2 separate regions of the Homo sapiens genome follow, and region 1 is linked to region 2. The links are chromatin loops, found by intact Hi-C in ENCODE. Cell type or tissue: CD4-positive, alpha-beta T cell. All regions are shown on one strand.

The links. Peaks named below come from ENCODE experiments on the same cell type or tissue, not always from the same donor. Only the 100,000 strongest peaks of a DNase experiment are listed, where the experiment ranks them.
Region 1: it touches region 2 in a loop (4-fold over the local background); 9 of 110 quality-filtered maps call a loop at or near these places.

The regions. Positions count from the first base shown.
Region 1 is chr2:112,119,698-112,124,697 of GRCh38, forward strand. No RefSeq gene overlaps it. Among named protein-coding and RNA genes, the nearest start is that of FBLN7, 16 kb to the right of the region's middle. In CD4-positive, alpha-beta T cell, CTCF peaks have their summits at 2,219 and 2,422; a DNase peak (open chromatin) is centred at 2,164.
Region 2 is chr2:112,187,663-112,192,662 of GRCh38, forward strand. FBLN7 (fibulin 7) reads left to right here. Exons shown (of 8, transcript NM_153214.3): 8 at 1-556. Among named protein-coding and RNA genes, the nearest start is that of FBLN7, 52 kb to the left of the region's middle. In CD4-positive, alpha-beta T cell, a CTCF peak has its summit at 2,591 (motif pointing right); DNase peaks (open chromatin) are centred at 309 and 609; H3K4me3 peaks cover 1,181 bases; H3K27ac peaks cover 3,252 bases.

The sequences.
Region 1 (5,000 bases), 68 kb before region 2:
ACAGAATAAAGTTTCTCCACAAAAGTGTTTATTATAATATTAAAGTAGAAATAAAATTAGAGACAAACAATATCATAGTTAAGTGAATTATGGTTTAACCAGCTACTTTATGAGATATTGTATAGCCATTAAATTATGAAGAATTTATAATAAAAATACTTATAAGAACTGTGATGCAGTGGCACATATGTGAATGCTTATCTATGTAAAAATAAGGTAGAGCAACTTACTCTCATGGTTCAGAAAAAATGCATTCTATCTTCCAACTTTTCTGTAAAGTTACAGAATTAAGTAATTACATAATTCTTAATTACATAAATAATTACATAATTAATTATTATTTTGAAATAAAGATAATTTAAAAAAAAAAAGGCCGGGCGTAGTGGCTCACGCCTGTAATCCCAGCACTTTGGGAGGCCAAGGTGGGTGGATCACAAGGTCAGGAGATCGAGACCATCCTGGCCAACATGGTGAAACCCTGTCTCTACTAAAAAAAAAATACAAAAAATTAGCCGGGCGTGGTGGCGGGCGCCTGTAGTCCCAGCTACTCGGGAGGCTGAGGCAGGAGAATGGCGTGAACCCGGGAGGCAGAGCTTGCAGTGAGCTGAGATTGGGCCACTGCACTCCAGCCTGGGCGACAGAGCGAGACTCCGTCTCAAAAAAAAAAAAAAAAAAAAAGTAGAGAAAGGATTGAGTGGAAAAGCACTGGGGTGGCATACATGGTTAGTGTTGAGGCTCAGCCAGGCTGTGGTCACAACTTGATTTTAGCCTTTCAGAAACTTAAGACAAAAAGTTTATTTCTTGCTCATGTGACAATTCTTCAGTAGGTATAGAGGTGGGAAGGGCCACCCTCCTCCACATGTCCCTCAGACACCCGGGGTTTATTTCCATCTTGCGGACCCACCATACCCTAGGGCCTAATTTTTACCCCTAATTTTCTAAGAAACATATTCAACATAAATATGTAAAAATAATAGTGCCTTGGCCAGGCGCAGTGGCTCACACCTGTAATCCCAGCACTTTGGGAGGCCGAGATGGGTGGGTCACGAGGTCAGGAGATCGATACCATTCTGGCTAACACAGTGAAACCGCATCTCTACTAAAGATAGAAAAAAATTAGCTGGGCATGGTGGCAGGCACCTGTAGTCCCAGCTACTCGGGAGGCTAAGGCAGGAGAATGGCGTGAATCTGGGAGGCGGAGCTTGCAGTGAGCCGAGATTGTGCCACTGCACTCCAGCCTGGGCGACAGAGCGAGACTCTCAATAATAATAATAATAATAATAATAATAATAATAATAATAGTGCCTTAGACTATGTATCAGAAAATCTAGAAAAGTGTGTCTTGGTTCACAGCTTAATCTTAATTAATTTAAAAAATCCATCTTGCTGTAAGTAGATGGGACATGGAGAATTTTCTTCATGGACATTCTCCCACCTTTGACATGTGAGGAGTGAGAGGGACAAGATGGATAGTCCCAGAGGGAAAGGAAGGGCTGTTGTCATAAGACTGATGACCATTTTGGCAGACTTGGGAGCACTTGCAGAGTGCCAGGCTTTGGTAACCACTGTATTCTCACAGTAGCCAATGAAGTATTAGTTCCCTTGGTTCATAGATTAGAAAACTGAGAGAGAGGTTAAATAATTTGATAGTTTACCATCCTGGCAGGTGGCAAGGCTGGTATAATACTGGTGGGAATCATCCTAGAAGGGTTGTCCTCGAAGTCCTGAGGAGAGAGGAGTTTCGGTTAACAAAGTGCTGTTTGCTTGTTAGAGAAGGTTAAGTAAGACAATGTATCTAAAGTGCCTGGTGCATAGCCTTCAGGAGGCAGCTAAGGTTAATGTGAAAGGTACAGCAATGATTGAGGGGTGACTGAGACTCAATTGAAACAAATGGCATATGAAATTCAAACACATTCCAGGATTGATTCACTTGTATTAAGATGAAGTTACCCAGAGCAAGTTTTATGCCCCTTAAGTGATAGGGAATGTACAGCTACATTAACAGAGGTGACCTGATATTTACATCTGGTCAGAGGCTGACCTGATTTATATCTGATTTCAGATGTAAATAATTTTGACAGTATTTCCTTAAAATCATTTTGAAAAAACAAGAAGCTGCAATGGAAGTTTATGCACAGGAAAAAATGTGAAAGCTATCCAGCAGGTGGTGCCAAAGTAATGTCTCTTGAAGAGTTCTAATCTTTTTTTCTTTTCTCTAATTCTTCCCTTTACAGATTTTATAAATTTACTTACCAAATGCCACTAAACAAATTTGGGGATGAAGAAAAAAACTTAAAAATAATTCACACAGCACTGCCCTGGAAAAACAGTTATTTTGGTATATTTTAAAACTTTAAAGCTGGAAAGAGCCTCTAAGATCATCTTACAAATGAGGAAATGGAGGACCAGGAAAGTGTCACTGGCTACAGTTCCCTCAGACCAGGGTTGAAGACTGCCTCCTAGTTTGTTTTTCTCACCTCTGGTCCTTATTGTCAGGGGGAAAGAGATGCCACAGAAGGGTTGGACTGGGCATCAAAACTTGAAATACATTTTATATACTTTGGTGACCACTTGCTACGTCATTTCATATGACTTCATTGTCTTTTCAGCTTCCAAATTCTTGTTTCTACATGGTCATAATTCCAGTTCTCTGTTTCTTCATTTGATAAGTGGAGATTTTCTTGGGGTTCAGTGGAGTCTGCTGGAAAGGCTTGTCTTTATTTGACCTGAGTCACAGCTTTCCCAGTGCTAAATGCCTCTTTCCAGGGGATACTTATTAAAAATATTCACAGGCATGTTTTTTAATGTCACAGCTGCCTAAAGCAAAAAATAACATTCAAAGCAAACAACAGACTGACCAAAAACCTTAAAAGGAAAGTCTAAAGAATGAGATGACCATAAGGCCTTTGAAAAACCTTCAACATACTTACAGGAATCTAAAAGGTCACATGCATGCATAGGGCTCTGCATGCTCAGCAAAGACCACAAACAAGAAGTGAAGGCTAAGGCAGAGTTAGTTGTAAACTGCCTGAATGAGTGCTGAAGGTGTGCCCCACCATACACACAAGCACCTCGGCAAAGACTGGGAGATTTACTGGTTCCGAGAGGTTAAGAAAGTCTCTGTCCAATAATTGTCTAACCATTACATAACTGAGTAGAGACTTCAGTGACCACATATCACAAAATATACAGACTTTACGGAATTAGTTTAGAGAACTCACTAAACAACTACTACAACAAGTAGTAACAACAGCAAACCATTGAAGGGGAAGGAACTGGTTTTCAGAGTTACCACATTATATTATTTAAAATGTCTAGTATTTACCAAAAAATTATGACATAAGCAAAGAAATGACAGTGTATCTCTCACAAGAAAAAAAAGAGCATCAAAACAAAATGTTCCTGAGAAAGACCAGATGTTTGACTTACTAGACAAAAACTGTAAGCTGTTTTGTAAGTATTCAATGAGCTAAAAAAGTATAAATGCAAAAGTATGAGAATGATGTTTGACCAAATAATGTCAATAGAGATAGCAATGATAAAAATGAACCAAATGAAAATTCTTATATTGAAAAGTACAATAACTGAGACAAAACATTTATTAGAGGGTGCTCAAGAGCAGATCTGAGCAGGTAGAAGAAAATCAGTGAATCTGAATATAGGTCAATTGAGATTATTCAGTGTGAGGAACAAAAAGAAGATAGAATGAAGAAAAATTAACAGAATCTCAGAGACCTGTGGAACAACCTCAAGCATACAGACACACACGGTGAGAGTACGAGAAGAAGAAGAGAGAGGAAGAAAAATACTTGAATAAATAGTGGTTGAAAACTTTTCAAACTTGACAAAAAACAGTCTACCTAAGCAGAAAGATTAGCAAACTCCAAATAAGATAAACTCAAAGAGATCTGTACTGAAACATCATAATCAAATGATGGAAAACCAGAACCAAAGATGGAGTTTTGAAAGAGAGAAGTGACTCATTGCCTAGTAAAAATCCTCTGTAACATTAACAACTAATTTTTCCCCCTCAGAAACTATGGTGGTAAGAAGGCAATGGGATGATATATTTAAAGTACTGAAAGAAAAACCGTCAGTCAAGAATTCTATATCCAAGCAAACTATCCATTCAACATGAATAGAAATACAGACAGTTGAGATAAAAACTGAATTTGTTGTTAGTAGTTTTGCCATGCAAGAAATACTAAAGTAGGCCAGGTGCGGTGGCTCACGTCTGTAATCCCAGTACTTTGGGAGGCTGAGGCGGGTAGATCACCTGAGGTCAGGAGTTCGAGACCAGCCTGGGCAACATGGTGAAACCCCGTCGCCACTACAAATACAAAAAGTAGCCAGGCGTGGTGGTGAGCAACTGTGATCCCAGCTACTCAGGAGGTTGAGGCAGAAGAATCGCTTGAACTGAGGAGGCAGAAGTTGCAATGAGCTGAGACAGTGCTATTGCACTCCAGCTGGCAACAAGAGCAAAACTCCATCTCAAAAACAAACAAACAAACAAAAAAAACAAAACTAAAGTAAGTACTTTGGGCTGAAATTAAAGAACACTAAACAGTAATTTGAATACATTTGAAGAAATAAAACAGTACCAGTAAAGATAACTAGCCAAATATAAAAGACAGTATAAATGTATTTTTGTTTGTAACTCTTTTTTTCTCCTAGTATATTTAAAAGAAACATGTATTATTGATAAATCTAAGTTGATGGGCATATAATGTGTAAAAATACAACTCGTGACAATAGCAGCATAAAGGAGAGGAGGAGAGAAGCCATACAGGAGCAAGTGTTTTGCATACTATTAAAATTGGTTTTACTCAGAACTAAAATCTTATAAATTAAGGTATTATTGGCCAGGTGCGGTGGCTCACGCCTGTAATCCCAGCACTTTGGGAGGCCGAGGTGGGTGGATCACGAGGTCAGGAGTTTGAGGCCAGCCTGACCAACATGGTGAAACCCCGTCTCTACTAAAAATACAAAAATTAGCCGGG
Region 2 (5,000 bases):
ATAGCACGGAAGAGCAGCCACAAAACTCAACTGCTGCCATCACTCTTTTTTTTTTTCTGCTTTGAGGCCCTTCCCTTAGATTATGCACTAACTTTCTTAAAACTTTTTCATCCAGGGGATGGGTGGCTTTCCAAAATGCTGTGCAAATGGCCTTGTGAGTTTGAACTAGCTGGGGAGAGAAAAGGTGGCAATGTGTGTCAGGTGACTATCAGCCCTTCTGCCTTTTTGTAGCCAGGCTTGCTATGAATGAAACGGTTCTAGTCGTGCGGGGGGCCCTAGTCATGCCTCTGCGCATGTGGCATAGGAAGTGGAGTCTCCTCCCATGACCCAGCACGTTGTTCTTATCTGCCTTTTCCTCTGTGACATGCCTGCCTGCCTGCCTTCTCATCAGAGAGTCACAGGAGGGCCTTAAACCCCACGCAGATCCTTCTAGACCAAGGACCCATTGTTAAAAGCATGGATTCTGCCTGAGTTACTTCCCTTTTGAGAAATCATATCTCAAATACATAACCTGGTAATATAACTGAAAAAATAAAAGTGATTGCTCCTTCCTGCCCGCCTGACTTCTACCTGAGCATGAGACAGCCCACTTCCTTCTAGGAGGGGGTGGCTGACTCTCTTCCTGTCTGGGTTGGATACACTGGAATAAATGAGTCAGAGAACACAGAGGTGATGTTTGGGACTGTTCCACATTATAAATTTGTTTTGACCACATGGGAGATTGGTAAGGACAATACCTGGCCGTGGAGAGTTTAGGAAAATGCTTGAGTTGTCATAGATTCCATGGCCTTTTGTTTCTGATGAATTCACTACAGGGTGACGCCCTCCAGGTGATCAAAGAGAGAAAACACTGGCCAGAGCTGAGTGGGGTGTGGTAGGATGGGGTATGGGGTAGGGTGGGGAAGATCATTCAAGCTAAAACTTAAGAGGTAGCGAAGCTGTAAGAAAGTTTCATTATCTAATTACATGTCAAGCTGCTGGTGAGATTTCCTCACACATATTTTATTTAAATCTTTGTATTTGCCCTGGTATGAGATGGAGCCAGAAGTGTGTCACTAGTTCAATGATCAAGCCCTACATCAAGATGGTTTCTAAGATGGTTTATTCTTGTACTGTTGTTTGGACAAAGGTTGAGACACAGTCAAGAGTTGCTTTTGAAATGTTTCTTCTCCCATGGGCTCAGCTGCGATCTCTAACAACAGAAAAAGGACATGCAAACTAAAGTTACAAGACTTCATTAAAACATTATCCACAGCCTTATGTTTCTAAATGTAGCTATGCTGGGCCAGAAGCCTGCACACCACCCAGTCCCATGTGCACAACACCAGGCGGAAGAGTCTAAGGGCCTGGCCAGGTTCCTGAATGGGAGATGTCACAGCTGTGGGCTAGGGACAGCCCACACATCACACACATCATATGTGAGATATGATGACATATGATGTGGGATATATGTGGGATATATTGAGATATGATGTGTTCAGGGGGACAAGCCTCTCACATGCCAGAAGGTGGGGAGTGTTTGGGGAGTCTCCAGAGCAGGTGCCCTCTAAACTGGTATATGATAGGGCTTTGATGCCAAACAGCCCAGTTTAAAGCAACAATTTCCATCACCAAGATCTGCCGTCATCAAACCTGCTTCCCACTGATGAAATCACGCACCCAGCCCCGGTGCCCACAGCACCAAAGTACAAATGGCTGACTGCTTAGGATGTGGATGATGGCTGTGGACAATGATGGCTGGGCACTTCTTGTGGATGATGTGGATGATGGGTCTTTTGTGGATAATGGCTGGGCACTTCTCCCTGTGGAGTGTCTTGTTCTCTATATGCTCTCTCCTCACTCTCCTCTATGGAATCAACTTTTCTTTTGTCCTTTCAGAGCTCCACTCTGTACTAAGAGTAACTACTGGTTAACCAGAATTCATTTGCACCCCTTTCCAGGTAATATAGTTTCATATTATTTGAGGGAGGGGCTTTAAGACTTTTTATCATGCAAAGTTGCAAACATATGCAAAAGTAGAAAGAATAGTATAATGAACCCCATGTCTGAATCAGTAGCTTCAACAATGAACACATGGCCAACTTGTTTCATCTGCTATCACCCCACCTCATGATGATTCCCAATCCTATCATTTCATCTATAAATATTTTAGAATGTATCTCTAAAAGACAACTTTTAAAAAAAGGATAACCAAAATGCCATTCACATCTAAAACATTAATTCCTTAATACCTTTAAATATTCAGCCATCGTTGACATTTCTCTGAGTGGCTTATATTTTTTTGTTTACTTGCAGTAGGTCTATGCACTGTGATTTATTGATATGCATTTTAAGCCTTTTTTTAATCTGTAGCAGTGGGTCTCACACTTCAGCATATATTGGAATAATCTGAAGGTTTGTTGGAAGACAAAATATAGGGTCATTTATATTGTAGAATTTTTCACAGTATGAGTTTTTCTGAGTGCATCTCTGTCTTCTCTATTTCTTATAAATCTAGAGAGTTAGTCAGATTCAAGTTAGATTTATTTAGGCAAGACTACTTTATTGGTGGTGACAGATGCTTCCAGTAGGAGGAGCAAAATATCTGGTTGCCTCTCTTTTCTGATGTTAGCCCCCGCAGATTGCACAGATCCATTACTTCTGTAGGGATTGCAATTAATATTCTAGTGCTATTGATTTTTTCTTTGTTTATTAGCTGACATACTTTATAAAGAGAAACACACTCTCATCAGTTATTTGGTTACCCTGAGATTTGGTTTGTATAAGAAAAGTAGGATTGATTCTTGGCTTTCCTCCCTTTATTTTTCAGTTTTCAAAATGAGATGGTTCACAGGCATCTTTCCAACATGCCCTGTGAGAGTTGTTTTCTTCTTTGAGTACATTATGAACTCATGGTTGAAACATATCTGATGTTATCATGTGTGTTATCATCTGTATTAATAGTAATTACAGCTACTGTCTTTGTTTTTGCTCAAATTGTTCTATCTTTGGTTCTTGGGAGCTGCTTCGAGGTGGCTGATTCCTTTTGACATGACCCTAGTAGTCTTTTTCATCCTGTATATTTTCTGCCCCTGCCCTGAAATCAGCTGTTTTCTCCCAGTAATCCCTGGTTCCTTCTAGTGGGGGATGGTAATTAGACATCAAGGTCTGAGTGCTCAGAGTGCTCATTGGTAGTGGTTACATCATAGTTTCTTGGCTTTAGTGGCTAGAGCTAGGAAATATGTATTATTAGTATTTTTTAAGATAAAACACTACATGAGTTCATGCTGATACTTCCAATTTAATTCAGGACTACTGTGGGTTTTTTGTTAGTTAGAGGGGAGAACTGGCATAGGGACAGGGTCTCTCTGTGTCACTCAGAGTAGACTGCAATGGTACAACCATAGCTCACTGCAACCTCAAATTCCTGGGCTCAAGCGATCCTTCCACCTCAGCCTCTGAGTAGCTGGGACTACAGGTCCATGCCATTATGCCCAGCAAATTTTTATTTTTTTGTAGTGTTTTCGTTTTATTTTATTTTATTTTATTTTTGAGACAGAGTCCAGCTCTGTTGCCCAGGCTGGAGTGCAGTGGTGCAATCTTGGCTCACTGCAACCTCCACCTCCTGGGTTCAAGTGATTCTCATGCCTCAGCCTCCTGAGTAGCTGGGATTACAGGCATGCACCACCACACCTAGCTAATTTTTGTATTTTCAGTAGAGACAGGGTTTTGCCACGTTGGCCAAGCTGGTCTCAAACTCCTGTCCTCAAGTGGTCTGCCCGCCTCGGCCTCCCAAAGTGCTGGGATTACAGGCATAGCCACCGCGCCTGGCCTTGTTTTCATTTTTAACATAGCTTCATTGATCCTCTATCTGCTCTCTTTCTCTCATTCTGAAAACCTCCTTCTAAACATCACCAAAATAACTACACATTAAAAAAAATTCTTATAAGAACAATGCCAACCTTAACACACAAATGTGATAACTAAAAACAGCTAAAATCATTTTTTTTCTTCAATTCTTTGTGTCCTCAGCATTTATGCGATTAGGGACAGACAGTCAACTTACTGTTGTAAAGTTACTTGGAATGGTTCCCCTCTCTGTGGCATGCTCCAAACTAGAATCAGGATTTACTGATTATACCTCCTTCATTTTCCTGAAATTTTTAGAGATTGCTTTTTAATTTTAACTTTGTTTTATAATTATGTAAACTATTTACATGGTTCCAAAGTCAAATCTACAGAACAAAATGTATTCAGAGTTTATCTTCTGACCGGTTCCCTCCACCCTATTTCCTGCTTCTCTTCTGCTGTAATCAAATTTCCCCTTTTATCCTTCCATTTAAGCAATATAAACAAATGATAAATGATAGCATGCTATTTCACACTTTCCTGGACCCTTCTATTTTGCTTAAAATATTGGCTGTCACTCCATAGAACCATATAGTATGTTTTCCATTGTAATGCTTCATTATGACAGCATACCATTGTTTATTCGACCAGTCACTCCTGATTGACATTTGGGTTGTTTCTAGCCCTTTGCTATTAAAAATATTGCAGCAATATGCATATGTCTTTTTGTATTTTTGCCTTTGTATCTTTAGGGCCAACTTTTCCTCTGTAAGAATTATGTTATTTTCCACCCCCAACAGCAATGTATGAACATTCTTGTTCCTGAATCAAAGAAGGCCCCAGTGACGCCTCCAGTTCTCACATCTGCCCCACCCACCAAACCCTCCTTTGGAAGGACAGAGAGGCCTGAGTGGAGGGGTATTCTACAGCTAGCCCACCTGCCTGACTTGGGTATCTGGGTATCAGTCAGCTGCCACCAGGAAGAGACAAGAGGCAAGCCAAATAGATCCTGGGCACTTGAGCAGTAGAAAGTTAGCTAGGATTCTGGATGGGTTTTAAAAATCACTTTTTAAGAATTATTATACCTACAACACTAGCAAACGAAAAGAAAAATAAGCCAACAATGAAATACCACTGCAGAGTCACAGTCAACTTGATGGGTTTGTTGGGAG